Regions from separate parts of the Homo sapiens genome. Here regions 1, 3, 4, 5, 6 and 7 are each linked to region 2. The links are chromatin loops, found by intact Hi-C in ENCODE. Cell type or tissue: chondrocyte. All regions are shown on one strand. Region 1 overlaps ERC2 (ELKS/RAB6-interacting/CAST family member 2). Region 2 holds the start of WNT5A (Wnt family member 5A). Region 3 overlaps ERC2 (ELKS/RAB6-interacting/CAST family member 2). Region 4 overlaps CACNA2D3 (calcium voltage-gated channel auxiliary subunit alpha2delta 3). Region 5 overlaps CACNA2D3 (calcium voltage-gated channel auxiliary subunit alpha2delta 3). Region 6 has its middle 26 kb from the start of ERC2. Region 7 overlaps LOC124906243 (a long non-coding RNA gene).

The links. Hi-C counts contacts between places; a loop is a spot of excess contacts. Peaks named below come from ENCODE experiments on the same cell type or tissue, not always from the same donor. Only the 100,000 strongest peaks of a DNase experiment are listed, where the experiment ranks them.
Region 1: a loop joins it to region 2, with 5 times the contacts of the local background. A loop is called at or near these places in 47 of 110 quality-filtered maps.
Region 3: it touches region 2 in a loop (6-fold over the local background); 51 of 110 quality-filtered maps call a loop at or near these places.
Region 4: a loop joins it to region 2, with 4 times the contacts of the local background. A loop is called at or near these places in 3 of 110 quality-filtered maps.
Region 5: a loop joins it to region 2, with 3 times the contacts of the local background. A loop is called at or near these places in 25 of 110 quality-filtered maps.
Region 6: a loop joins it to region 2, with 21 times the contacts of the local background. A loop is called at or near these places in 6 of 110 quality-filtered maps.
Region 7: it touches region 2 in a loop (5-fold over the local background); 2 of 110 quality-filtered maps call a loop at or near these places.

The regions. Positions count from the first base shown.
Region 1 is chr3:55,720,534-55,724,533 of GRCh38, reverse strand. All of the region lies in intron 15 of ERC2 (ELKS/RAB6-interacting/CAST family member 2), which reads left to right. Among named protein-coding and RNA genes, the nearest start is that of ERC2-IT1, 63 kb to the right of the region's middle. In chondrocyte, CTCF peaks have their summits at 2,044, 2,243 and 3,698; no DNase peak of the experiment used is centred here.
Region 2 is chr3:55,483,411-55,487,410 of GRCh38, reverse strand. It overlaps WNT5A (Wnt family member 5A), which reads left to right and starts at 105. Exons shown (of 5, transcript NM_003392.7): 1 at 105-431. The coding sequence starts at 426. In chondrocyte, CTCF peaks have their summits at 1,938 and 2,145 (motif pointing left); DNase peaks (open chromatin) are centred at 202, 919, 2,085, 2,974 and 1 weaker place.
Region 3 is chr3:56,040,934-56,044,933 of GRCh38, reverse strand. All of the region lies in intron 7 of ERC2 (ELKS/RAB6-interacting/CAST family member 2), which reads left to right. Among named protein-coding and RNA genes, the nearest start is that of MIR3938, 190 kb to the right of the region's middle. In chondrocyte, CTCF peaks have their summits at 2,177 and 2,384; no DNase peak of the experiment used is centred here.
Region 4 is chr3:54,426,172-54,430,171 of GRCh38, reverse strand. All of the region lies in intron 4 of CACNA2D3 (calcium voltage-gated channel auxiliary subunit alpha2delta 3), which reads right to left. Among named protein-coding and RNA genes, the nearest start is that of ESRG, 210 kb to the left of the region's middle. In chondrocyte, CTCF peaks have their summits at 1,502 and 1,712 (motif pointing left); no DNase peak of the experiment used is centred here.
Region 5 is chr3:54,852,260-54,856,259 of GRCh38, reverse strand. All of the region lies in intron 17 of CACNA2D3 (calcium voltage-gated channel auxiliary subunit alpha2delta 3), which reads right to left. Among named protein-coding and RNA genes, the nearest start is that of CACNA2D3-AS1, 47 kb to the left of the region's middle. In chondrocyte, a CTCF peak has its summit at 2,276 (motif pointing left); a DNase peak (open chromatin) is centred at 2,259.
Region 6 is chr3:56,492,957-56,496,956 of GRCh38, reverse strand. No RefSeq gene overlaps it. Among named protein-coding and RNA genes, the nearest start is that of ERC2, 26 kb to the right of the region's middle. In chondrocyte, CTCF peaks have their summits at 1,835 and 2,035 (motif pointing right); no DNase peak of the experiment used is centred here.
Region 7 is chr3:55,159,091-55,163,090 of GRCh38, reverse strand. All of the region lies in intron 2 of LOC124906243 (a long non-coding RNA gene), which reads left to right. Among named protein-coding and RNA genes, the nearest start is that of LINC02017, 17 kb to the left of the region's middle. RefSeq lists an enhancer at 1,719-2,918. In chondrocyte, no CTCF peak of the experiment used is centred here; a DNase peak (open chromatin) is centred at 2,357.

The DNA.
Region 1 (4,000 bases), 240 kb before region 2:
AACTTGGGTTCAGGAACTATGCAGAGATGCCACAGCTGGTAAGGGGTGGAACCAGAGCCCAAATGGGACTCACATTGAAGCTTTTCCATGCTCTTCCCAGGAGCTATCCCTGAATTGGTGCAATACTTCAGTTAGGTCTTAGCCCCTGTAAACTTGAGGCTAAAAAGCAGAATAAAGAAGGCTTTATTCTGTGACCCTGAGCAACCACTCCCCACCCCTCCTGACCCTTCTCGCCTGGCCCCTGCTGGCTCCCGCCATGACCTGAGGCCACCATGTGCAGGCTGGGAAGGGCGACTTATCTCTTCCTGCATCACCAGACATCACCGGTTGCCACTAGGGGAGAAGGCTGCAGGCTCAATCAAGTGTGCTGTCATTTTGGTTTTCTTGCAAGAAATGTTGGCACTTACCTCCTGCAGCCTTTGTGTTTCATTCTCAAGGTATCTGTTGGAAAGCCTTTTTCTCTTTAGTTTTACATTTTCTTTTTCATCATTTAACATATAAAACCAGGTTTTTCCTGGTCCCTTTCTCTCTCTCCCTCCGTTCCTTCCTCTCATCATATAATTAAAAGTCCTTTCAGCCTGTCTTCACCTTATCATTTCAAATACATTGAAAAAAGATCCCACTTCCTGCCCTTGTGTCCTCCTGATGCTGGATTTCAAAATGAAAGAAAAGCCCCTTTTCACTTCCTTTTTGCTTCATACTGCCCCTTGAAAAGCTGTGTTAAAGTGATATTGATTTTGTCATTGATCACCATTGTGGTGCACACCAGGTCTGTCCTTTCCTGGCTTCAGAACTTCTTCTTTTTCAGCTTTTTCAAATAATAGTATCAGGATTTTTTTCCTGAAAATTAAGGAAAAGGATTTTTCACCCTCTCCTCTCATGATTACAGGAAGACATTTATCAGACTTGGAATTTAAAATTTCCAGTAGTTTGCCTTTAATCTTTCTCAACTTTATATTCTTTTGGGGAAGATGTCACTTTCTTCTTTTGATTCTCTGCAACACACTAAAAGTTCCAGAATCTCCCTTGTTTATTGTTTTTTTTCAATGTTACCCCTTAATAATGCACTAGATTAAAAGGTAATAAGGATTTGATTTTGTAGCATTCTTTCTATGTAAATGAGCTTTTCCATAGTTGAAAGCATAGAGATACATCTTTTATCATAGAAATAATATTTGCTCATAATAGAAACTTCAAAAAATGTAAATAAAAAACTAAAGTTACCCATAATCCCACTACTCAGAAATAACTGTCACTAAGATTTATAGTTTCCTACATTCCATTGTCTACATATATATTTGAACAAAGACATGACATACTACATAATAAAGTTTGTTTAGCCTTTTAAACATTTAATATTTTGTGCATTTTCCCATGTCCTTAAAAGCCTTCGAAAACATATTTCTTGGTTTATGATTTCCATCATTTTGCAGTCATTAATTTTACCATTCTGTTTTGGGGATTTTGATTTGTTTCTAGCTTTTCACTTTTATAATCACACTGTGATGAACATCTTAGTACATAAGTCTTTTATTTTTTATGTTATTTTCTTTAGGATTAATGCCCAAGAGTTGAATTATTAGACTTGTGGGTAGTTTTAAGATTTTAGAGCATTAAGAAATGGCCGTCTCCTACAGTGGACTTGACATTCGTAAATATTTAAATAAATGTCAACTGTTCGTGTTAAATTTTTCAGGCTACATTCTGAAAACATGCCACTCATAGATTTGGGGCAGAATCCTACTACAGGAAGTGCAAGTGATCAGTAAACAGAGACAACAAGAGGCAGAGAGAGATTTTCAAAACTTAGGTGGGCATGGAAAGAAGTAGGCAGTTTATCCAGCAAATATTTGTTGAGCATGTACTACGTTCCAGATACTATCTGGACACCGGAGACACAACAGTGAACAAAACAGACAATTCCCTGCCCCAACTATTCCAGTGAAGAAACAAGAAACAAAATAAAGACATCAAATGTAGGGCATGTTGCACGATAATAAATACTATGGGAAAAACCAAAGATGATGCTCTATGAGGGATTTGGGGAGCTGATTTTGAATAGGGTGTTCCACAGATACCCTGCCCGGGAAAGCACTAGAGTTTTCCAGCCAAGTGGGGGGTGAGCCATGTGGAAGCCCTGTGCATGGAGGGGAGACCTCAGTGAGGACAAACTGCAGCCAGGAAAGTTGGAATCTGTTCCTCTGGGCCAGCTCCCCACGTGCAGTTGCTAAGTTGACAAGGTGGGGGAGCCAGAACCCCACAACACTAGTGTTTAGATGACATTATTATTTTTTTTTAATATGCATACAACAACCCAACCCCATTCTCTTATCTCTGCCCTGATATAGCCACTGAGACATGACCCCGTTGGGCACAACCAAAAAATCTTCATTCAAATGATCTTTGACACAGCCTGGGAATGGAATTGGGCAAAAAGACTATAACTTTAGATCAGATAGAGAGGTGGTCATCCCAGAAAACAGTGAAAACCCACAAGAATGGCAACTCAGAAGGTCTAAATCCAAGGCTGTTCTTACGCCCCAGAAACTACAATTAACTGATTATCTTGCAGCTGGCTTATTTCCTCTTTCTCATGGCCCAGCACTCCTAGAATTACAAACACAGCTCAGAAGCCAACCAGAAAGGTGGCTCTGGGCCACCTTGGGTGTGATGAAGCCACTTAGGGTGCTGGGGTAGGAAGGAGGTATGTGGATCACAAAGCCAGGCAGAGTTTCTGTTGTCAGTCTTCCTGGTTTGGGGGTCTAATGCTCGCTGAGATGTCTGATGCAAAGGCCACCTTAAAGTGTAATGTTAAAAGTTTAAACAAAGCAAGGCAACCCACCTCCCCAGGGGAGCCCTGGCAGGCAGTAGAAGGTTCAGGGTCTGAGAATGGACCCAAGAGTTCTAGCCCAGCTCTGGTCCCAATGCACTGAGAAACCTTGGGCAGCTCATTTTGCTTCTCTCTCACAGGCTCAGTTCCCCCATCTGTAAAGTAAAAGAGAGAAGCTAACAGACCTCTAAGCCCTTGTAGTTTTGATTGTCTGAGATTATTCCAGTGCATTCACACATAGTACGTTAAGTACTTGATCTATGACAAGGCCTTTGAGGATGCACAGGCAATTGGCAGGATTCGCTTTTGCAGAGCCTACAGTTGAGTAGAGAAGATGCATTGTTCAGTAGAACATTAACACAGCTAACACTTCTTCAAGAAATGGTATACTAGGCACAGTGTTGTGCCTTTGTTTTATTATAGTCCCCACAAAAACTTGAAGAGGCAGTACCATCATTATGCCCACTTTGCAGATGGGGAAACCAAGTCACAGAGCTGATAAGTGGTTGGGCCAGGACACACACTCAGCTAATCTGCACGTAAAGGCAGCACTCTGCCCATTTGCTTTCCCATCAAGATACAATTGCCATTTTCCCCATCAGGAAATATTGGGGGATTCTAGATTTCAAAGGCAACAGTGAAGAAGGAAAGCTCCAAAGATTGCTCATTGACTCACCTCCACTCACTAGTTGTATGATGCTGAGCAGGTCAACTTACCTTCCTATAAAATGGGTACATTGTTTCCTACCTAACTCACAGAGAAGCATTATCTTGAAGCATCTTCTCTGGGGCAAGGTCTTTAAAACCCCTAAGGATTAAAGAAATGTACAAGATGCTGATCTTAGTTGTGAGGTGGAAAGATGGGGCTATCTTATTCTTCCCCACAGGGTAGCACTGTGCTTCAAGGAATGGTGGTCCCATACCATCTCTGGTGACAATCTCTCAACATAAACTAGGATCTACATGACTTGTTCACTGACCAAGGAAGAAAGAACTTGAGTGGCAGTGTTCAAACATAGGGTCCCCTCTTCTGCTTTTTTGGGAGCCAGGTACTCATTTATCTGTGAAGAAAAACAAATAGAACAGAATGAGCAAACATTGTCTTCAAAGAACCCTGTTAGCTGGGTGCGGTGGCTCACACCTGTAATCCCAACACTTTGGGAGGCCAAG
Region 2 (4,000 bases):
ATTTGTCGTAAGGTCTTTTGCACAATCACGCCCACATTTGGGGTTGGAAAGCCCTAATTACCGCCGTCGCTGATGGACGTTGGAAACGGAGCGCCTCTCCGTGGAACAGTTGCCTGCGCGCCCTCGCCGGACCGGCGGCTCCCTAGTTGCGCCCCGACCAGGCCCTGCCCTTGCTGCCGGCTCGCGCGCGTCCGCGCCCCCTCCATTCCTGGGCGCATCCCAGCTCTGCCCCAACTCGGGAGTCCAGGCCCGGGCGCCAGTGCCCGCTTCAGCTCCGGTTCACTGCGCCCGCCGGACGCGCGCCGGAGGACTCCGCAGCCCTGCTCCTGACCGTCCCCCCAGGCTTAACCCGGTCGCTCCGCTCGGATTCCTCGGCTGCGCTCGCTCGGGTGGCGACTTCCTCCCCGCGCCCCCTCCCCCTCGCCATGAAGGTAGGTGTTCAGTGCGCTGCCACTTTTTTTCTTTACTTCCCCCCACCCCCTGTTGGAAGTTAACTGAGTTCCCTTCGCCTCTTCCTATCCCTCCATTTCCCCAACCGCCTGAAGAAGCTGGAACTCCAGCGTCGCTGGCAGGAACCCCTACCCCTTCGCCCTCCACGCCGGGCGCACTGCCTCAGTGTCCCAGGAGATCACTTCTGGTCGCACCACCCGTTCTGCAAACAATTTTGATTTTTGAGAAAAAGTGGGGAAGAGCGATAGTAGACAAACTGAGTGCGGTTCACTGACGACTTTCCTTTTGCTCTGAGAACATCGAGTGTAATTTACTATGTATATTTCAGTAACAGGATAATGATTCAATTCAACAAATATTTACCAAGCGCCCACTGCGCGGGCACCGGGACGGTGTGTGGCCGGGGCTCGGGATGGGGAAAGGGACTCCTTGGTTGAGAGAACCCGCAGAGGAACTAGGGGCCAACTACTCCAGAGCGGCGTACACCTTCCCCGACACCCCCCCGCACCGACGGAGGCCAGATTGTAGGCTTGCCTTGGCCGAGTAACTCGAGCGCTTCAGGCCCCTTTGCCTTTAAGAGTGCCTGGCGGGGGGCCAGCGCGCACCCCGGCGCGGGGAGCGGGGTCGCGTTATTAGCATTATTAGCCGCCACTGGGTGAGCTCAGGCACTTTGCAGCAGTGGTGGGGGCGGGGAGTTGTGGTGGTAGTGGCTGTAATCCCGTACTCCGGGACAGCGCTCCCCGGCCCCCTGAGCGGAGTCCGCCTTGTCCTTTAGAAAACACTTGGGCCTCCGCTTTGGGAGAGCAGGCGGGGGCCAGTTTGCGAACTCTTGTTTGTTTTAATTGTCAGTTGTATGTTAAAGCCGAATCACACACTCCGAGGGTCACTGAGAGTTCACTTTTACGAAAAGTTAACGTTTCTTCCTGCAACATAAGTTTTTATTTTCTAAACAATTTTTCTTATCTGTCCTCCAAGCTTCGATTCCTATTTCCATTTTTCTGGTCTTTCCCATTTTAAGTTTCTTAGAAAATAAGGTTAGAATTGAAATTAAGATGTTTCCTGGAAGCAAATAACCCCTCTTCCCCCCAAAAAGTTAAAAAAAACAACAACAAAAAACTTCAAGTCTGGAGACCCCACGGCCCTGTTTGACTTTCTAATCCCTGTCTGGTATCGAGGCCCCTTCTCCTCTCTCGCCTCTCTTTTCTCTCTTCTCTCTTTAAATGGGTAATTCGCTGTTTGGAAGTAACTTGGGCCTTGCGGTGAGGTCGCACCTCCTCAGCCCCTGCCCTCCCCCCAGCCACCTTCGCACATTCACTGCCGAACCAGCCAGATTTAGTTTCTAGACAGACTCTGCCAGGGGAGTTTCGAGGGGGCAATGCGGAGAGTGCGCAGCGAACCGCGGGCCGACAAATGTGTGTGTGTCCGAGTGTGTGGATCCTTGGCTGCGTGTGTGTGCGTGTGTGTTTGTGTGTGTAGGGGAGTTGTTCTCGGGTCCAGGACGTAGTAGCCTTCGTCTCCTCCACCCCCCGACCCTCTCAACGGAAGACCCTCCCCAGGAGGCCCGGCCCAAGAGTCCCCTGTCTTCTCCTCCCCTCCCCCGTGCGCTCCGGTGCTCAAGGGGTTAGCACTATGCGCGCAGAACTCGGAGCCATCCCCGCGGCCTTTTCTTCCCCGCGGTGCGGTGCCGGCTGCCCCCTGTTGGCCGCCTTGAGGTAGGACTCCTGCGAGCCTCGGTTCCTTGGGGCGGGCGGGCGGGCAGCTGCTCCCCTCTCCCTCCCACCCCTGCTCCCTTCATCCCTCCCGACCACCAGACCCCACTCTCCCAGCAGGGGCCCTCGGAGGCCCCCAGAGGACCAGTTTCGCTGCGCCGCCGGCCGCTGCAATACGGAAGGGGCCACGGGTCCAGCCCAGCAAATGGGACTCGGCCAGCTGGACACAGGGTTGGTACCTCTTCTTCTGGGCTTGGGAAGGAGAGTGTCGCCCTAGGAGGCCTCGGGTCTGGCCTCAGCTGCCTCCCAACTCTCTATGATCGAGAACAAGTGTTGCTTTCCCGCTTTTCGCCTCACTTTAATCGTCTATTAAAAAGTGGGAGAGAAACTACCTTTAAAGAGTGGGGGTTGGACTATCATTTCATTTTCTTCCTCTGTCCAAGGACTCTGCTCCACCTCTGGACAAAGTTGATCCTCTGCCGAGAGGGCTAGACATCCTATGTGAGAAGGTGTGAGTGGTGTGTGTGTGTGTGTGTGTGTGTGTGTGTGTGTGTGTGTGTGTGTGTATCCTGGGGCCTGGAAAGCCCAGTCTAAGGGATGGACGAGGGGGCAGGAAACAGAGGAGAACCAGGCCAGACCGTTCTTCCCCTGGGGCCTCTCTATACCCGAACCTGGAACCTGCTGTCAGTGTTGAGGCCTGGGCGGCTCTCTTTTGTCATACTGATTCTGGCTCAAGGTGTAACCTCCGCCTTCTCTATCTGGCAATTCCCTCCTCCCCTACCCCGCTCCGCGCGCGCCAACACACATATTGCTGTGGACACAACCCTTGCGCCCAGGCGTGAGGCTTAGGGAGTAGTGGCTCCTTTGTCTGCTCCCCTAAAGCGGACCTCCTACCCGCCTGGGCCGGCCCATTCTTTAGCTCCTCGCGCCGCTCCCCGCATTCTCCAGGGCAGGACGTCCCAAGTTTTTGGCTGCAACTGAGTGCTCTCCTGCTAGTTTCTGCATCTCTCTCCTTGCTTTAGGGAGAGATCAGAGTGGGGAAAACAGCTTTCTTTTTCCACCAAGAGTGGAGATTCTTTTTGGAGTTTCCCATCCTCCCCTTCGCTGCCATAAGCCTGGGTCAAATGGGCTTCTTCCGCCTATTTGGCGTCCCTCATCGTTTCACTCCCAGAAACTTGGGGCCTAAACGTAGAGAGTCTAGCAGAAGGGGATGCCTAGACTGAATGTGGCAGTGCCCCGGGGCCGAGGGGAGAGGATCTTTGCTTGGCCTTTTTATCTATTCTCTTAAGGGACTGCCTGCGGAGGAGGAGTTGGGTGTTGCGAGACTTTAGGTGTGCATCCGGCTGCTCCCCGCGCCCTCCGAACGTCCTCTGAACAATTTTGCTACTGAGGTTTCCTCTCCCTCATCCCTCATCACGCCTGGCCCGCACCGTGGTTGGTAAAGAAGGATCAAGAACACCTTTAATCCGACGCGAAGGCTTTGAGGGATACATAGAAAGGGAGCCACGTCGTTGAGCTGCTCTGGATTGAAGAGGAGGACGCGGGAACGCCCTCCTCCACCTCACTCCTCTGGTGCGCTGAGCCCCTCAAACGCCCCCAGTCCTCCTCCCCGTGGCACGCGAGGAAGATTCTCAGTGTCCTTACAGAGTCATCTTCCCTGAGCCCCGAAAGTGTTGGAAAACATTTAGCCCCTTCTTTGGGAAACTCAGTTTCTGATCAGAATTTTTGTTTTACCCCTGGGGTTGACAGTCTCCCCAGAGGTCTCATTTCATACTGTCTTTTCGGATCTGATCTCTTGGTAAACAGGCGGGGATGTTTTACCCTACAGAGCCGATGTATGT
Region 3 (4,000 bases), 560 kb before region 2:
CTAAGCAATAACAAAATAAATTGTCTGCAAATAACGATGTAGGGTGCTTTGACATAATGTTTCTATTTTTCAGTCTGGTAGTTCATCTCCCTGTCCTTCCTCTGGGTTTGTATTTGATTTGGGGAGCGAGAGTTAGGATTTGTTTATTTAGGAAGTAGATGCAAGAGTCCAAAAATGAACCGCGTCCTAATCCTGCCCCCGGTGACTCTTATAACAACATTGTGGAGGGATTTTTTGAAATGCTATCTCTTCTTAAGAGGAAATTTTCTGCAATATGAGTATTTTATCCTATTATTTCTTAAATTAAATTAAAGAGCATAGATAGAGTACTTTAAGTTGGAAAATAGTTTCTTGAGTACTGAAGTGCTACAATTTTCCCCCCAAATGAATACATACTTTTAATCTCAAATTTAGTTTATTCTATTATTTCATTTTTGAACTCAAAGGAAATAAATCTCTTCATTTTATTCCCTCCATAGGTTTCAAATGTTCAGCTCATAAAGTTACATAATCTCTTAAAAAAGTAAAAGATCATAACCAAATTTAGAATTCAAAACAAGGACTATACATAAATAATTCTTGAAAAAAAAATCCTAAAACCCCAAGAACACAGTCAAAATTGTGAAAAGGCATCAACTTGAAGTAATTTAAATAGCACAGTTTTATAGCTGTCTTAGAATGACCTTGAAAAAATGTTTCCCAAAACGAATTCTCCCTTAAATAATTCTTTCAGACAGAGTCTTGAAGAACAAACTCTCTTGAAGTGAATTGTTTTCTTTGATGCTGTTCTTTTTCCTGCAAATCCCAGAGGACAGAATATTTGGTTTTAACTTAAGATAATGAAAGTAATTTTACTTTGAGAACTAGGTTTTCAGCCGAATTGTAAAGCCTGTCTGCAGGTGAGATTTAATTTAATCCTTTGAGTACTTAAGAAGCATTCCTGAGACAGTGGCCAAGAAAGTGACAAGATTAGCACTTTGTTTATTGACAGTGTGTGGACAAGAAAAGACTTTTATCCTGAAGAGTTTAATGATTTTTTTTAAGTGATCTTACTGACAAATCTTAATTACTAAAATATACATTATTTAAATAGTCAAAGATTAGATGATGTGTTTGAATTTTAAAGTTAGTTGCAATTGAATTGTAGATGAGGAATTAAACAGTAACAAAGCAACCATGAAAGGCAGGTACTATCTTGTCAACTAACTTATAAGTTTAGAATAGAGTTAGAGGGTAGAAAATGAACGTATGAGTATTAAAAGAAAATGTATTAACGAAAATCTGTGGAAGATCTGTGATATATTTCTCAGAATCAGTCATTTGCATGTGGTTTTCATGAGAGTTTAAAGATTTTAAAAGATTTTTTTTTACTTGTCCTATTGCTTCCTTTTTAATTCCTCTTTTTTTTTCTGAGTGTCTTGTGTTTCCGATAAGCAGTCCAATTTTTCTGATGTCAGACACTATTTGAATAAATAAAGAAGTCCATTACAAATGAAAGGTATATGCATGGTTGAAACTTGATCCCAACGCTATATAACATATATAGCTATGACTTTCCAATAAAATTAGTGCCATAAAAAATTCTTAATCATTTTCTGTTCAATGTGTGCAAATGTACTTTTGCCACACACAATGATCCCCTTGTGTACACTCTGCTTTTTATTTTATTTGGGGAGTACAAAATGTTGAAAAACTAGAATATTTTACATACTAAATTTGATAGGTCTTCAGGTTTTTATATGGAAAACAAACAAAAATAAATCTTCTTTCTGACTATCACGATATCCAGCAGAAATGACTTTACACTATATTAGGAGTTTTTTTCATTTTGCGGGCTCCAGACCTCTTGGCCGCTCTGCCATCCTCTCAATACGTTTAGCCACGGTTAGCAAACCATGAAGATCTTGCCTACAGTAATCACTTATTAATATTTTGAAATCATAAAATATTTCTAGAAGCTCCTTTGGATTTTGCCTGCCATTCCATCATTGGACTTTTTCAGGATGTTCCGTTTTAGGACAATTTGGGGATGTTTTAAATTTGCTGCCTGTTCATTTTATGTCTAAAGGAAAAATTACACAAAATTCCTTACCATTTGGAAACATGTTGTCTTGGTTAGGGGTTTCGACCACATTTTAAAATTAGTTTTAAGAGAAAATGAATTGTATAAATGATCTGAAATTCAGTTAAGCACCGAGAATTGGGAAGCCGCTACTTTTATTTTAGAGTACCTTATTCATTGAAGTCAGACTGCTGACGATAAAAGAGCATTCTAGACCTTTAAACATTGATTATGCACTTTGGGGAGCGGTCTTATTTTCTGCTTTCACCCGTCCATTTGAATTTGGGCTTTGGTAGAGCTTGTATAGTGCAGTATCTCAAATATTCCACAGGGTGTCATGATGTGGTTGGTTGTTCTCAGGGACACTGTTTGGTAGGAGGTATATGAGCCAAGCCTTATCCAGTGTTTTAAACGGCTGGTTCACTTTGTTTTCAGTTGAGGAATATTTACTGAGAACCTCCTATGTGCCAGCCCCACGATAGGAATGCAGATCTTAGTGGTATTAGGAAGCTCCTCTTCTTCGCTTTGTGTTTGGCATTTCAGCCAACAGAATATTTACCAACACAGTGAGTTGGCTTGAATGTGTTTGAATTTATTTCCCATGTAGCTTTATGTCATTTGGGAATGAATCTGAAATGGAAGATCAGGTTTTGCAAACAACTAAATTCCCCAGTTAGAAACTAGTTCTTTTCCCTCCTTCATCTCGTGGGAATGTATAACTATATGTGCAGGTGCAGGAAGGGGGCTGAGAGTTCCTTCTCTAAAAGACTCCTGGGGTAGTTGTGTGGAGCCTGAAGCAGGAGCTGGGGCTTCTTGAGTCTGTCTGAGTGTGAACCTCACTTTGCCGCTAATTTGCTGGGTCACCTTAATCAAGTTACTTTGCTTCTTTTCACTTTAAATCATTGATGGTATTTTCAAAGAGTAAGTGAAAAATAATCTGTTTTTAAAAAGTATTTAGTGGCTTCCATTTCTGCAACAGGGTGTCATAAAGTCACTAATACTTGTTCCTTCCCTCCAAATACAATTGAGTACCTGAAAATAGTACGACAGGCAATCATAAAAGGACTTTGACAGGTAGTAAAGAAGAAAGTGGATTGGCTAGGGACCTGAGGACTTGAAGAACGGCATCATGGTGAGTTTCCTGACTTTTCTTCCCATCTCCCATATATATCTTACTGGGCACTGGAGAGCCCTGCAGCCCTGAATTGCCAGCAAGAATTGGTGGAGGGAAGGAATGAAAGAGGGAAAGGAAGAAGGAGAAAGTGAGAGAGGAAAGGTGGAAGGAAGGAAGAAAGGGGAAGGGAATGCCTGCTTTCTCTGGCCAAAGGAGTGGAACAGGAGAAGCCCAACTGGGATTTAGTAATGGCCCAGTCTGCCCAGAAATGTTGCCAGCCAAGCCCTCAGTAAGCCAACCCATTTTCCTGTCTTACATCTGCCAGAAGTGGTGAGCGCAGGATGCCTACAGCAGCTTCATCAGCAGAGCCAGGGTAGCTCAATCTATCACCAGCCCCAAACTGCTGGTAGAGCCTCTCTGCCCCTAGCAGTGATATCAGTGACCCGGGGAGGAGACTCTTCCACTCCTTTGGTCAGACTGAACTACTATGCTAAACCAAAACAGATGACTTCCTATTAGGTAAAAGATATACATAGAATGTAAATAGGAAAAAAACCCCACCTCTTAAACATATATCTAAAATGTCCAAGATACAATAGAAAATCACCTGTCATACCAAGAAAATAACCCATTATACCAAGAAACCTGTCATACAAGAAAAATCACAATTTTGATGAGAAAAAGACAGCTGACATGAATCAGATAATAGAATTATCTGACAAAAGCTGTAAAGCAATTATCATAAAATTGATTGAATGAGTGATTACAAGTTCATTTAAGAAGTGGAAAACCTCACTGGAAGGACTCAACGGTAGAGTGGAAAT
Region 4 (4,000 bases), 1.1 Mb after region 2:
TGTAAATGTTTTCACATTTTCCCACAATTTACATAGAAAGTAGTTGCGCAGCAAGGACATAATTAGCATTAAATATGATTAATTCATACTATGGTGGAACTCAGAAAGTGTTTTGTGTTTTGATGCTGCATTTTTTCCAATTTCCATCTCCAATATAGTCAAGTACACATTTATAGGGCATTCATTCCCTATTGCTCTAAACAGATTGTCAGATTATCATCAGGGAATTAGAGCCTTTTCTTCCCAATGACTGGGAAATCTAACCCTCTTATGATTACGTTATTCTTATTTCACGGATGTTAAATTTTCTGCAGTATAATGAAATCCATAGAAGGCTATTTAAAAATTACCTCAAAAATAAAATGAAACAGAAATTACCTCAAGTGAATGCTATTCCAACATCCGAGAAAAATCTGTGGCAAAAGACAAGTACTTCACATTTTAGGGGGCTTCATATTGCTGGGTACCAAGGGTAGGCATGGGACTTGAGTAGAGTCTGGCAAAGTGCTATTCGCAGTCCAGTTGTCTACAGAGCACCATCATGATATAACCCCTAGGAAATCTACCAGTCTTTTCAACTCTCACTGAACGGCTCCTCAGCCACAGCTGAGAAGCTTATGACCACTCTTAAAGAGGGTACTACAAATACCAGCATTCTCCTGTGAAAACAGGATCTAGCCGAAATTCACAATCACAGACACACTCACCTACCCAGTCCCTCCTCCCCAAATCAGGTGGTTTGCCATTTGAAAATTACGAGAGAAGAAAGAAAGAAATAAAGGAAACAAGGAGAAAAGAAATGGAAAGGAAAGGAAAAAAACTGCTTGCCATTATAATATTTACAAGAGAACTTTCCATGGGTCTCAAGTTTTTCTGCAATTTAGTTTTATGATTTTTTTTTAGTTGATTAAAGCTAATCTTGCTCCCTTTTAACATTCCTTTTTTAAATTTGAGGATCCTATCCCATATTAGCCATGCTCTGGGGGAAAAAAATGTAGCTCATTAAGAGTGGAAATCTATAGCAGCTGCCAGTCTTTCTGCTTTTGTTGTTGCCCAACTGAGAATTTATTCCATATACCAGAGAGGGCTGGCTTTATAATCCCCATCCCAAACCATCGCATCTTCCTCCAGGTACATCCCACCAGCTTGGGTCTTTAAGCCATAAGGGCTGACCAAAGATTCACCCTCCTTGGGCTACAACAGGCATCTGATCTCTACTAGTGTCAAGGGCAAAGCCCCAATGGTAAGACAGATTTTTCCTTCCTCACAATAAATCAAGCATAAATCTGTAAAAAGGAAAATCAACTTCATCGGATGTAGGAACACTACAGTAACTAGATAAATTATGTTAATACAGACTAACCCAATGCATCAAGGAAATGACATCTGAGGAGTTTCACAAAAATATTGGAAGAAAGGCAACATACACAAAGAGTGAGATGGTTTAAATAAGGCAGATTTTTGTTACCCTCTTTAATTTGTTTTTTGCTAAATTTTGAAAGGTAGAAAGAGATCGTTGATAGCAGAAATAAGGCCCATTTGGGTGGACACAAAGAAGATATTTAAAAGTAAAAGGTGAAAAAAAAAAAAAGAAATATATCAAAGTTCCAGATTTTTTAACTCTGGCCCAACATTTTTAAAGACTTTTTTTAACATCCATAAATGGACTTGCAGCTGCACTGGTGCGAATCATCAGCGACATCTAGTGGATGGTCACATTATGGTGTCTGGCTGCAGCTTAAATTCAAATCAGATCTCGGCCCCCAGTGCCTCATCCTATCTTAACATTTATTGTTTGCAGAAAAAAATAGGTGACCTTCATTTACTTTAATTCAATAAGTCTGTCTGAGTTTAGTCTAAAGATATGAACATGGAAGAAACTGTTAAGTTGCTTAGTCAACCTGGCAAGTTTCACGCTTACGAAGAACCTGAGAAAGTCTAACTGTTGTGTGCAGCCGAGCCCTGGGTTTTATAAAGCCACATTGTTGCTCAGATTGATTTAATTCAAGTGGAAGAAGAAAGGGCTGCATGGTAAACAAACACTGAGGTAGTAATTACGTGACTATGGCCAATGCTATTTCACCCCTGTCAAGCACATTATGCTTCAGACATTTTTCAAAATGACTTGACATTTTTTCTGCCTGACATGTTTTGGGTTTGATACAGTGAAAACAGCTGGTTGCCTCCTGCTGCCTGGAAAATCTAGCAGTGGAGAAATCATGTTGAGGGCTCTTAACTTCCCTGCAGAATCTCTTAAAAGCCCGCAAAAGAAGCTCCTTGCTGCCACAATGCTGGTCAGGGAGGAGGGTATCACAGAGAAAACAAGGGCTTTGTAGGCAGCTGGATTTCTGGTCCAGGTCCTGATCCCTTGTTCCCCATACCATGTCCTACCTGTCTGACCTTGGGGATGTTATTAACCTGTGAATCCTGTTGTGACATGTTAGATCATCAGCATAGTGCCTGAGGACAGTAACCTGGAGTTATGCTTACTAGACTAGACGCTCCGCACTGGCAGGGAGCATGGCTCATGTGTTTATGACTACAAATAAGGTTGCCAGATTCAGCAAATAAAAATACAGGAGGCACAGTTAAATTTACATTTAAGATTTAACTGTGTGTCCTATATTGTATCTGGAGATCCTACCATTTGCCTAGGGTAGTTCTGGCTTCCAGCTCTTGTCCGAGTAATCATCAATACCTCCTCTTTCATTTTTAAAAGTATCTTAATTTGAAAATAAATAATCCTGGGTCCCTAACTGGGAGTGCACACCAAGCATGATGCTGAGGCCCTCCCGGCACATCTTAACCAAATGAACGGCCATTTTCTGGATGGGAGACCCAAGGAGAAGAAGCACATGTGTCCGAGATGTTTGCTAATTTAAATACTGCTCTCTGTTAACACATTTCAAAAATTGTGTTTTATGAAAAATTTTATTCATCAACAGATACGCACAGATAACCTACATGTGCAGGGCTTTCTGGCACTCTACAACACCAAATGACCAGGCAGAGGGCATCCCAGTTCACGCCCAAGTAAACATACTCAAGTAAACAGTCTCGTTCCTGCCTTCTGGTAATGCAGTCCAAAACACAGAAAGGGTACGCAGAACATAAAGAAAGGAAAGAATGGTGGGTAGAAGAGAGAGGAAGGGAGGGAGAAAGAAGGGAAGGAAGAGAGAAGGAGAGAGAAGAGAAAGAAAAACAAGGAAGGGTCAAGGAAGACACAAAGGTAGAAACAGTACAAGCAGACACATTAACAGCATATTATCTTTGAATCTAGAAAGGATTTTCTGATTTAACAGAATGCAAAGAAATCAAAGGATAAGACTTTACAAACAGACATCACCACCAACTGTGGTTACAAATTACTTTGTAAAATGAAAAAAAAAATCAAAGAATGCATTTTTACACAAGAACTATTAAGAATTCAGATTTGACAGCTGACAAGTTCAGTTGTTCCTCAAGGGACAGACACAGCATCTATCCTCTATTTGTGGCACACACATTTCACTGCTCAACTGATTTCACTTGTGCACACTAATTGGGGCTGGTATTTATGAAGGATTAATGACAGAGCCAGTCAGGAATGCTGAAACACTATCATTAATATTGCCAGGGAAGAATAGCTCAGTAGGGAGGTGCATCATAATTAATGTCACCTAAGAAATTATTTTCAGTATTCAAAATATTTAAGGGAATAACTGGTGGTAAATTTAATGTGAGAAACAAAAGCACTGTGTAATTGATTCCAAAATATCCCAACCCATTAAAAGGAGTGGAAAGGCAAATATTATGACACATCTCTAAAGTGCAGTTTATAACAAAGACGGAAGGCTAAAGAACAACAACATAACTTAGAGCTATAAAAATTACTGCTATTTTATGGCATTCTTAAACATATATATATTTCAAATTAGTGTTTGGTGCCTGAAGTAAACTTTGCAAATATCCTGTGCCTTCAGAATAAAATAATAATGTGTCTACCAGCTGTCTCCAACCA
Region 5 (4,000 bases), 630 kb after region 2:
TCCTTCTTGTCAGTACTCTCAACCGTGGTGCTTGATAACATATTGTTTCATTGTGTGCTCGATTTCCTACACATGGGTTTTCTCTCGTCATTTATTTGTCATTCCACCTCCTTTGCCAAGTACCTCACCAGGCCCTGGATATACAAAGCTGAACAAAACACAGTCTCATCAGTGTCTTCATGCTACTTGCAGCACAGAGGAGCAGATGTGTCATGATATTTCTACAATGTCGTGGGGAGCCCAGACTCAAAGGTCCATGCAAGAAGACTTGAGGAATGGGGACAGACCCCTCTGTGGGGGAAGGGGAGGCTGAGAGGACTAAAGTTTTACAAAGGAGGGGTGACAGGGCAGCAGGAGGTGGTGTCAGACTGTGAGCTCCTTGAGAGCAGGGGTCAGAGCCACACCCAGCAGTGGTTCCCAGACTTTGGGATTCATGGTTGGATCAGTCAGGCTGCTCTGGTTGCCAGCAACAGATAACAATTCTTAATCACTTGAGCAGAAGGGGGAGCTTATTGGAAGGGAATATGGAAATTCTCCACTCCCACTACAATGGGAGATAGATAAATAATGAATGAATCAATCAATAAAGGACAGAGGGTCTCTCATTCTTCCTTTTTCTTTTTCCTTCCCTCCATCTCTTTCTTCCTTCCTCTCTCCCTCCTTCACTTTTCTTTGCATTCTTCCATATTTCCTTTCTTCTTTCTCTCTTTCTTTCCTGGCAGAGTAATGACTATAAAAGACAAACCTTCCATGTATTCTCACCTTCGTATCACTCAGGGCCACAGCAGGAAGCACGTGGTATACATGAGCTGGCAAATTAAGGAGGATTTAGTAAAGAGGCTCTTGGAAAGGCCTGGGCAGGGTGTAGGAAATGACAGGAAATGGTGCAGCACCCTGAAGTTAGAAACAGTGGGGCGCACCCACCCATCTGCATGAAGGGTCAGAGGGAGAAGCAGGTGCCGGAGCCCGGAGACTAGTAGGCTTATGAAGCTTTAGAGGGGGTGCAGCCAGTCCCAGAGGACACGGGTGAACACACAGCCTGACTCCCCTCCCCTCTCTCCATTTCCTGTGAGTGTCCCCCACTCAGCAGACCCAGAGTCGCAGCCCAGATCAGAGGGGTCACTGCTGTGTTCCATACAGGTGGGCATCCTAGGGCCAGGGGGATGCTGTCTGGAGAGGCTGACAGAGGCTCTGCAGCCCAACCTGGCATTTTGTCAAATAACCTGAGGACACAGCTTCAGGATTAAAGAACATTCTTTCAGTTGAATAAGCTTAATTTTATGAAGAAAATACACTGTCCTACAAAGCAGGGGTTCCTTGCTGGCAAGAGGGACCCAGAAGAACTATGGGCTCACAGAGGTGGGTAATTATCTATAGCTGTCTTCTTGGTTTTTCTTCTGAAGACTGACCCGAATTTACTTTTTGCTTGACACATTCCTTGGCCTAAGCATCAGGGAATATCTTTTTTGCCCTTCAAATATGTAGTTATTTATTAATTTAATTTTTTAAATCATTATATATAGAGAATCTTCACACACAGTCAACCCCTCTGTGGTGAGCACTCCACGCACGAGGCAATGAGAACTGACCCAGGCAAGGCACCCAGGGCTCTCAGCACAAGGCCTGGCCCGAGACCCGTGGTGAGGGCAGTGTTGTGATTCCTGGTAGCCTGGGTGCTGCGGCGCCTGGCACCCAAAGGGGATTCATAAGCACACTGTCCATAATAAAAAAAATACCTGTGGGATTGATTCCAGACCCCATCAATCCCTTGAGTGTCCAAGCACACACCCAGTCACAGGAGCTGTGGGTTCTCAAGGTTTGCAGAAAGGGCGTAGCTCCCACCCAACAGAAACCCAGGCACCCACTGACTTGAGTTGTAAGCCCTCCCCTCAACGCTGCAATCTGTCCACTCGTGCCCAGACCAGGCAGTGAGGACGGTGCCCTCACCAATTCCGTCAGGAAGAAAGCACACAAGGCTCTGTTTTCTTTTTCTTTCTTTTTTTCAAACCAAATGATGTATTTCCAAAAGAACAGGCTCGCTACGTGGGGTCACACAGTCTTGTTTATTTTTTCTCAGAGAACGCTCTCCTCTGAGCAGATACACTTACTAAGCCTCTGTTAATTCTTTCTTTGAAACTAAACGAAATGGACTCAGACCAGGCCTAGGTTGCAGTCGCCCGGGCTCTGTTCTGAGAATGTGCACTGGCAGGGGCTGGCTCTGCATGGGGACCGGGTACTCGGCGGTGCCCGCGCGCCACCTACTGGACAGTCTCTTTCAGTTCAGCAGCAGCCTGAGAGCGGGGGTCCAGGAGGCTGGCAACAGATCCCTGCATTTGGGGACCACCGAAAGTTCCGTGAACAATGCTAGGCCCAACTCCCCATCCCCCCACCCCCATAGGCTGTGGCCGGCAGAATGCATGGTCCTGAGATGAGACAGAGAAGTCAGGCCTGAGGTCAGTGATCCTGGGGAGACTGTAGAGTATCTGCTGAGTGCAGTCCTCCCCCACCTCCTCTGGGAAGCCCTTCTGCATCTCAGGGCACCCTTCCTCTAAGGAAAAGCAGAGACTTTGTCTGTGAGCCCATAGTTCTTCTTGGTCCCTCTTACCACCAGGGAACCCTTGCTTTGTGTGATGAGCTTCTTGTGGGCAGAGACCTCCTTCTACCTGCTTCTATGTCTCCATTAAATAGCATAGTGCTGGACTTAAGGACATCTGATGAATGCTTGCAGGCAAGCAGGAGGGGATAGGGAGGGATGAAAAGAAAAGGGAGCTTAACCAACCACATTTCTGTTTCTGCACCCGACGTAGCAAGGACTCAACAAATGTTTGGTGAATGAACGTGTGTCACCTGCTCTTCTCATTTATTGTAAGAAACTGGTACTCAGATATCCAACCATCAGCATCACTCAAACATCCTGCAGATCATTCACCAAATATTTACTGACTACCCGCTCTGTGTAGTAGCAAACTCCCAGCTATTCACAAAGGACCACAGGGGAGAAGTTAAACAATAGACGTTTTCCAAGAGTGGTGATTCAAGAAAACTAAAGCAGGGGATGTGATGGAGAGTGATGGAGGAGTATGGCTTCTCTGGGTGGGCGCAGCGATGCTTCTCTGAGGTGACATCTGAGCTAAGAAGTGGAGGATGAGAAAATGCCAGTAAAAGGTGTACCTGGGACAAGATTTCAGGTAAAGAAGAGTTGAGCATGAGAATTTGGAGCAGGAAGGAGCTTGCGGTTTCTGAGGAACGGACGAAAGGACCTGCTATTTCCTCAGTTGCGGAATTGCATAGTTAAGAAAAATTCCATTTGACTTTCACATCTAAATTCTTTGGAATTATACAGAATCTCTTCCTATGGCCTATTGCTTGAACTAAGTCAGCTGGATTCTAGAAGTGCTCCTACCTTTTTAAACCCTTATTTAAACTGATGTTTGATGTGCACTGTCTAGTTAGCATTTAACACATATTCACATGTGTCCATGGGGGATGTCCACTTAGTTCCATACAAGAGGACTAAAGTGTGAGAACATTTACACTGATTAGCATGTCCATGTATCAATCCATGGATTTAATAACCTTTCATGAGGACCCATCTATAACCACTAACAAACGTGCACTGCCCAGGAATCCACAAGAACAAAGAAGCAGAATCCATGTTTGGAATGGGGCAAGGACAGTCCAGAGTGACACAGGGAAAGGCGAGTGCCATCCTGGAACCCAGGCTGTGGAGAGCTGGTGGTGGAAACAGCAATATTAAATTCCAGCGGAGGTGCGAGGACTCTTGGGTTAGGAAAACTTAAACTCGTTCAAGAGTTCATCTGAGTTTTCCAGAACAACAGAAATGGCTTTGGCATCAAAACATTCTGATTTAGATGACCTAAGTGCTCAGGTTCACCTAGTGTGGCTACTGCTTTCCACCCACTGGCCTCCATGACAGTTTGTCTGCGGAAGTCTAGATGGCGTAGGGGTGAACCTACATGGCTAGAATAGGCAGAGTTTC
Region 6 (4,000 bases), 1.0 Mb before region 2:
CTCATTCACAAAGCATCTGGTTACCCATGAGCTGTGATGGAGATGTGAGGCAGCGCTCCTTTCTTGGGAGCACTAGCTGCAGAGGGTCTGTTCCTGCAGACCCCTGATTTGGTGACGGATGAATAAACATACACTGACACACAGATATTCTGCTTTGCCAGTCCAGCTGAGGGTCCGAGGCCACTCACAGACTCCAAGAAGAGTCCTGTAAAGAATGGCAGGTGTTGCCCTGAACGGTTCGCACTCCAGGCATTTATTTAGTGTAGAATTAACAATGGAAGCTTTGAGTCAACACACTTGTGGATAATTAACATGGTTAAGAGAGTAGTTCTACGAATGATTAAAGCTCAGGTACTGTGGTCTAAAGTAAATACCATTGGGGGCAATTTTCCTGGTAGACCTCTCCCGCCACCCCCCCAGGGCCATCTGGCTCAAAGGTTAGTTAATGGAGGTAGGGTAAACAGACTTAACTGGGGAAGCCTCTATTGTCCCTAGTATTTAACCTATGACTTAATGCTCTAAGGTAAGAACCGGCAGCCTTCAGCCTGTTCAATTATTACAAGCTATGTAACCTTTCAGCCTTCCAGAGAGGTTTGTGACTATTCCCTATAACTTTCCCTAATATTTCCCTTTAATATTTCTGCCACCATCCTGAGTGAATCCCAACAGAGACGTACAAAGGGATTAATGTTTTCCTGCCTGCTAATAATACAATATCCATTCTGTAGCCCATGGATCCAGGAGTAATTTTGACTTTCAAACCTTATTATTTGTAGAAATCCATTCCATAAAGCTATAGTTGCCATAGATAATGATTTCTCCAATGGATCTGGGCAAAATAAATGGAAAATCCTCTGGAAAGGATTCTAGATGTCATTAAGAACATTTATGATTCATGGAAGGAGGCCAAAATAGCAACATGAACAGGAATTCGAAAGAAGTTCACTCCAGCCCTCGTGAATGACATTGAGGGGTTTAAGACTTCCATGGAGGAAGTTATTGCAGATGTGGTGGAATTAGCAAGAGAACTAGAATTAGAAGTGGAGCCTGAAGGTCTGACTGAATTGCTGCAATCTCATGATAAAACTTGAATGGTTTAGGAGTTGATTCTTATGGATGAGCAAAAAAACTTGTTTCTTGAGATGGAATCTACTCCTGGCAAAGATGCTGTGAACATTGTTGCAGTGACAACAAAAGGATTTAGAATGTTACATAAACTTATTTGATAAAGCAGCAGCAGGGTTGGAGGGGATTAACTTTAATTTTGAAAGAAGTTTACTGTAGGTAAAATGCTATCAAACAGCATCACATGCTACAGATAAATCTTTCATGAAAGGAAAAATCAATCAATGCAACAAAGTTCATTGTTGTCTTTTTTAAAGAAATTTCCACAGCCACTCCAACTTTCAGCAACCCCCACCCTGATCTGTCAGCAGCCATCCACACTGAGGCAAGAACCTTCACCAGCAAAGATATTATGACTTGCTAAAGGCTCAGATGATCATTAGCAATTTTTTAGCAATAAAATATTTTAAATTAAGGTATGTACATTTTTCCGGAGACAAGGTCTCACTCTGTTGCCCAGGAAGGAATGCAGTGGCATGATCATAGCTCACTGCAGCCTCAATCTCCCAGGCTCAAGTGATCCCCCTACCTCAGCCTCCTGAGCAGCTGGGACTACAAATGCACAGCACCATGTCCAGCTAATTTTTAATCTTTTTTTTTTTTTTAAAGAAATGAGTTCTCACTGTGTTGCCCAGAGTAGTGTCAAAGTCCTGGGCTCAAGTGATCCTCCCACCCTTGTCTCCCAAAGTGCTGGAATTACAGGTGTGAGCCACTTTGCCAAGTCAGTACATTGTTTTTTGACCTAATGTTATTGCACGCTTAATAGACTACAGTACAGTGCAAATATAACTTTTATATGCACTGCAGAACCAGAGCTATTCTGATACTAGCTTTACTGTGGTTGTCTGGAACCCAACCTGCAATATCTCCGAGGTACACCTGAAATTTTAAAAACAGTTGTGCAATAACTAAAGCAACCACTAGAGGGCTCAACAAAGCGGCTTACCATGCCCTCTAGAGGTGGTGCCAAGAGAGCTGTCCAGGTGCTGAAGTGTGTAGAAAGGTTGCTCACTGGAGTGACACTAGGGAATCTAGAATGTGCCTTGGAGATTCCACTGCACAGCTCTGTGGGCTGGAAACCGATTGGTGTTAGGTGTCAGGCGAGAGTACAGAACTGCTCTGAATTCTTTAGTCCTTTCTATTATTCCAACATGAATCAAACCTAGCATGTCGGGGCAGGGTAAGCAAGTGATAGTATTTTGATATGCTTCTCACCCAAGAAAAGAAATGACACTTTGCAATCAAACCTGGTGATGGTGGAAGCCCAGTCAAGGTGAAAGCTTCAGCTAGCAATAGAGACTGATAATTTTTACCTAGTTCTCAAATGGTTGCGAAAGGATGTGGTCTAGGAAGAGAAGATAATATGTTTTTTATTGTTTGTTTTTAACTTCTTTTTTTTAAGATACAAGGTCCCACTCTGTCACCCAGGCTGGAGTCCAGTAGCACAATCACAGTTTACTGCAGCCTCCAACTCCTAGGCTCAAGCTATCCTCCTGCCTCAGCCTCCTGGGTGGCTAAGACTACAGGCATGCATCACCATACTTGGCTAATCTTTAAAATCTTTTTTATAGAAATGGGGTCTCACTGTGTTTCCCAGGCTGGCCTCAAACTACTGGCCTCAAGTGATCCTCCTTCCTCAGCCTCCCAAAGTGCTGGGATTACAGGCATGATCCACTGCACCTGGCCTGAGATTTTTTTTTTTGTTTTAAAGATTTATTGCCTGAATTAACTTAAAAAACCTAAACTTTAAAGTCTGTTGTCACATAGTTTGTAAACAATAGCAAGGCCCTTCATCTCTTCATCTTACTATTTTATAAAAGATTATACATTCAAATGTAAAAATAAGAAATCTATAAAAATGAAAATTATCTACGTTGCCCAAATTTTCTGAAGGATTGGGCAAATAAGTATGGATGTATATTACTCCTGAGGGTTTTAATTGTTGCAACCTTTTAGAGGGCAATTTGGCAGAATCTATCAAAATATCAATAGGTATTCTTGTTTTTTTTTTTTTAATACAGAGCCTCACTTTGTCACCCAGGCTGGAGTGCAGTGGTGCAATCACAGCTCACTGCAGCCTTGACCTCCTGGGTTCAAGGAATCCTCCCATCTCAGTTTCCCAAGCAGCTGGGACTACAGGCATGTGCCACCACACCCAGCCATTTTTTTTTTTTTTAAGATATGGGGTCTTGCCATGTTGCCCAGGCTGGTCTCAAACTCCTGGGCTCAAGTGATCCTCTCACCTCTGTCTCCCAAAGTGCTGAGATTACAGGTGTGAGCCACTGTGTCTGACCTGGGTATTCTTTTTGACCCGGCAAAACTATGTTAGAAATTTAACTTAAAGAAGTATAAATAAATATGAAGCATCTTTTTATTACAATCATGCAGAAATTATACCACTGATGTTATGGTAAAAAAATTAGAACCAATGTAAATGTTATCAGTAGGAGATAAGTTGTGGTTCAGCAATTACTATGCAGTCATTCAGAACATTGATTTATATGAATAGGCAAGGAAACATATCCACAATATTTTGTTGGATTAAAAAATATAGGGCAGAGAATGGTATGCATAGTATAATCTATTGAGGCAAATACATTTGTAGATGTATGCACAGAAGAATCTAGAAGGCCATACACTAAAGTATTAACATTAGGTTTTATTGAAAGACTGATCTACCAGGGGAAAGTGGAGGGCCTTTTCACTGTTTGGTACACATTTGTATCATACAATAGGCATGTACTATTTATACTTTTAAAAAGATAAAAAGGAACTGTGTAAACCAAAATATTGAGGCAGGGAATATTACTATTCCCTGTGTCTGTATCCTTTTAAATTTTTATTCCTTTCCGTTTTATATTTAACACCACTAGAT
Region 7 (4,000 bases), 320 kb after region 2:
TTATCTCTAATACTTAGCTCACTGCTTGGCCCACAGTAGATACTTGACATAAATGTGAAAAAATGTGTTAATGGAGAAATGAATGAATAGATGAAAGGATAGAAGAGTAGAAGGAAAGAAGGAAGGAAGGAAGGAAGGAAGGAAGAAAGGAAGGAAGGGAGGGAGGGAAGGAATCAAGGAATAAAAATATTTGACTTCCTCAGAGGTACATATTATAAAACAAAGTAGCCTTTTCCAAGTACATCAAACATTATGTTCCATAGAGAAGAATTTTAATGCTGCCTGAAAAAATGTGACTAGATATTCAATACATATTTTATATTGACCCTGGGCCTTATTAATGGCAGGAAATTCAAAGGAAGTCAAGTCTATACTGTATGCACCTACTGCCAGAAATGAGGAGCCTACAAATGTTGGACAAAGCAAAAAACATCTGGGCCTGGCCATGACCTTGAGGAATGGAGATATTATGCTCTCTGAGCTTAGTCTTTTGGCTTGGAATAAAACCAAAACTAAAACCAAAAACCCCACCTCTATGTTCTTCTCATGATTTGAATGCCTTTCCCTTTGCTATGTCCTCCCTGGGAGAAGTCTCATCAACAGACTTCAAACAGGTAATCTTGCAGCTGCTACACATTCAAGTGTTTAGACTACATCTAAACTTGCTTTTTTATAACAACTTGCTTATTAGGGATGCATAAATAGATCTAGAGAAAATGAGAACAGATCTTATCTTTGGGTAAAAATATGTAAGGCACAAAACAGACTCATTAGAGAAGGTTCAGAAGTCAGGGCCTGTGGCTCAGAGTTCAAATTGGCCTGGCCAGAGCAAGCCTCCTCTCAGAACAGATGAGTCAGTGTGGTTATCACTCAGTGTTTTCAAAGCATAGAGGATGCAATCTGAGAGGCAAACGTGAGTTTCCAGATAGGGAGAGAGGAAGAATCAGGATTATGAGTGACATGTTAAAATATAATGTCGTGGTCTGCAAGGCCTAAATGCTTTGGGCAATGTTGTGTCTGGAATTTCTGTGGGACAAACCGTGTCCAGCTGTGAAGTCATTCCTAGTGGGTTTGCGACAAGAGTGTAACTCAGGGCCTTGCCTTGGTGTACCCTAAATGTGGAGAGGCTGACCGCTTGCCTAATTGAAGGCAGATGGGAGGTTGCAAAGCTGGGTAAAGAAGAAGCTTTCTGACATCTGTCTTTGACCCAAAAGGGGATAAACTCAGGCCACGTTTTAAAAAGACCCCCTGAATGATTTACATTTACCAATTCCTATAGATATCTCAGCAAAGATTTTGCTTCAGTGCTAAGTACCTATCCTTGCTTTGAATGGATATCTGAAACTGTTTTCTGTCTTGACTTTGTCCAGTTCCATTTTGGAAGAAGAGACATTTATAAAGTAGACAATGCCCTGTACATACCCCCACATCCTAAATATGAGAAGTAATCACAGCTTCCACGTACGGAGTGTTAATTACATGTGAGAGACTCTGACAAGTGCTTGATAGGACATTGTCTCATTTAGTCTTCACAAGCAACCCTGAGAGGCAGAGGTGCTTGTTCATCTGTTTTATGGATGCGAATAAGGAGACATCCAGTTATTCAGCAGCAGAAACAAGACTTGTATTCAGGACTTGGTTAAAGGCCAAACTCCAGCCATTCTTACAGTAATGCAATTCTCTCCAGCTTTTCACATATTTGTTTAAGTCTCCCCTAGGTTCTAGATGATCAGGGCTGTGTTTTGCCCTTCTTTGGGCATCACACAGTGCAATGTACATACTAACAGCTAAATGCATGATGAAACCTTTTCTTTTTCTTAATGAAAAAGGCAGAATACTAGATTTTTCAGATGGTGAGTGTGATCCATGCATGAAGTGGGACAGAAATGAATCAAGAAAGAAGTTTTGTCAACACAAGAATGAGAGACTCCTGTTTGGGCTTGTTGTTGAAGGTCCCATCTTATATCACAGAGGTCATGAAACTGGGAGCCAAACAAAAGGGCATATGTTGCTGGACGATAGATGTTCTGCTCACTCAGGAACCAAGACCACTTCAAAGTTTGCTTGGCTTGGTGGGAAGCTGTTGCCAAGGAGAAGAGTCCCTGTGTCCCAACTGCCCATAAATATGTCTCCAAACAGCAGGAAGGAGTTGTACAAAATGATTGTAGTAGCTGGAGCAGGGGGGTGGAGACTTGGGAAGTAGATTTGTCTCCTTCCACAGCACTGACTGAGCTAGGAAGCATTCCACATTCCAACTGGCCAAGAAAAACACAGCCCAGCACTGGTAGGGAGGCAGCCATCGGGGAACAGCTGAACCACCATGGTCATCCAGCCTCTCAAAGACTGTCACCGCAAGAGTGAAGCCAGAGCCTGCGGTTTCCTGTCATCCTCTCTGGGACACAGCTCAGTCTTCCAATGACTCATGGCCAGTGGCGTGCAAAGATTTCACGTCCCATCTCCAACAGAGCCCAACCTGTGCAGAGCCACGGCCGTTCCCACTGCTTCTTCCTCATGGGTTGCTTAATGAGGGGATTAATGATGACCAGGATGTGAGTGGACGTCTTCACATAAGCAGCCCGGCTGTAAAACTGGCCGTGCACAGGCAAGCAAAAACAAAGCGGGGGGGGGGTAACACTCAGCAGCACTGCACCAAGGCTTCTGTGTCTCAAGTCTTCTGGTCATGTGGGGAGAGGAGAGGAAACTGAAATTTATTAACTTCAGGCCTCTAGAGAGATGGTGAGGCTCAGTGGTTAAGAGTGTGGGTGTCAGATTGCATCCGGCTTCATCACTTCCTATTGGCTTAGTGATCTTGGGAAGTTCCTCAGCCCCTCTGAACCTCAATCTTTTCATTCAGAAAAAGGGAATGATAGTAGTCTCTACTGCATTAAGTGGTTTCGAAGATCAAATGGAGATTTATAAATGTAAAGTTTGGTAAATGTTAGCTTTTGTCGTTGTTATTTTTACCACCATTGATACTCAAGTTTAGTTGGTGATGGGAGCTGAAGAACAGTGGAAATTACTTCTGAAGGAATTAATACCAATTATAGAGTAAATGCTTTGTGGAAGTTGAACACTGGACTTCAGTTATTAATTGGAAGAGAGCCTTGCTCCTAATACCGGCTGTGTTCTGTGAATGATTAAGCCTAAAGACCTTTTGGGATCTGTGGTAACTCAGGAATAGACTGGCCAGGGTGACAGTCTCACTTCCCACTTGGAAACACTATTAATAATCCAACCCCCAACCATACCCAAGCTTGCTCTTCAGTTCTACCAAAATGTATTGAAGGCTCGTCACATGCCAGGCACTACTGGCATGGTGGGGAGGTGGGGGCATGAATATAACAGAGAGGTGTAACACATGGGCCCTGTATTCAAGACATGAACAGGTGAGATGAATATATGTACACTCAAGTAACTACCATGCAGCAAATCATTGCTCCAGTGCCGAAACAAACTACATGCAAGGCACATGGGGAGAGACTGATTCTGAGTGGGAATATCTGTGAAGTCTTCTTGGAGGATATGTGTTTTGAGATGAACCTCAAATGTCGATGTGAAGAGGAGGTAAACAATGTAGATAAAGGGATCATCTTTTGCAACAGTAGTAGCCTAGAGTAGACTAAAGGAATAAACTGGAAGATAAAGTTGAGGAGGTTGGAGAAGACCATATTCTGCAGAGTTTTGATGGTCAGGCTGAAAGATTCGGATTTTGTTATTTATATTGGGAGACAATATGCCTTGGGAATAGAAGCTCAGGCATTGACTCTGAAATGTATTTGAGTCATGGCTATACTTTGTGCACATGGTGTGACCTGAGAAAAACATTTCACCCTCTGGACCACAGTCTCCCCACTAGAAAGAAGGGCTCACAGCAGTGGTTCACTCACAGGACTGTGGATGTGCACAGGCTGCTCAGCACTGTTCCTCGGCATGGTACAGTCTTATAAATATTAGCCATTGCTGTCATCATCAGCAATCAAGAGGCTGTTGCAATAGCTTA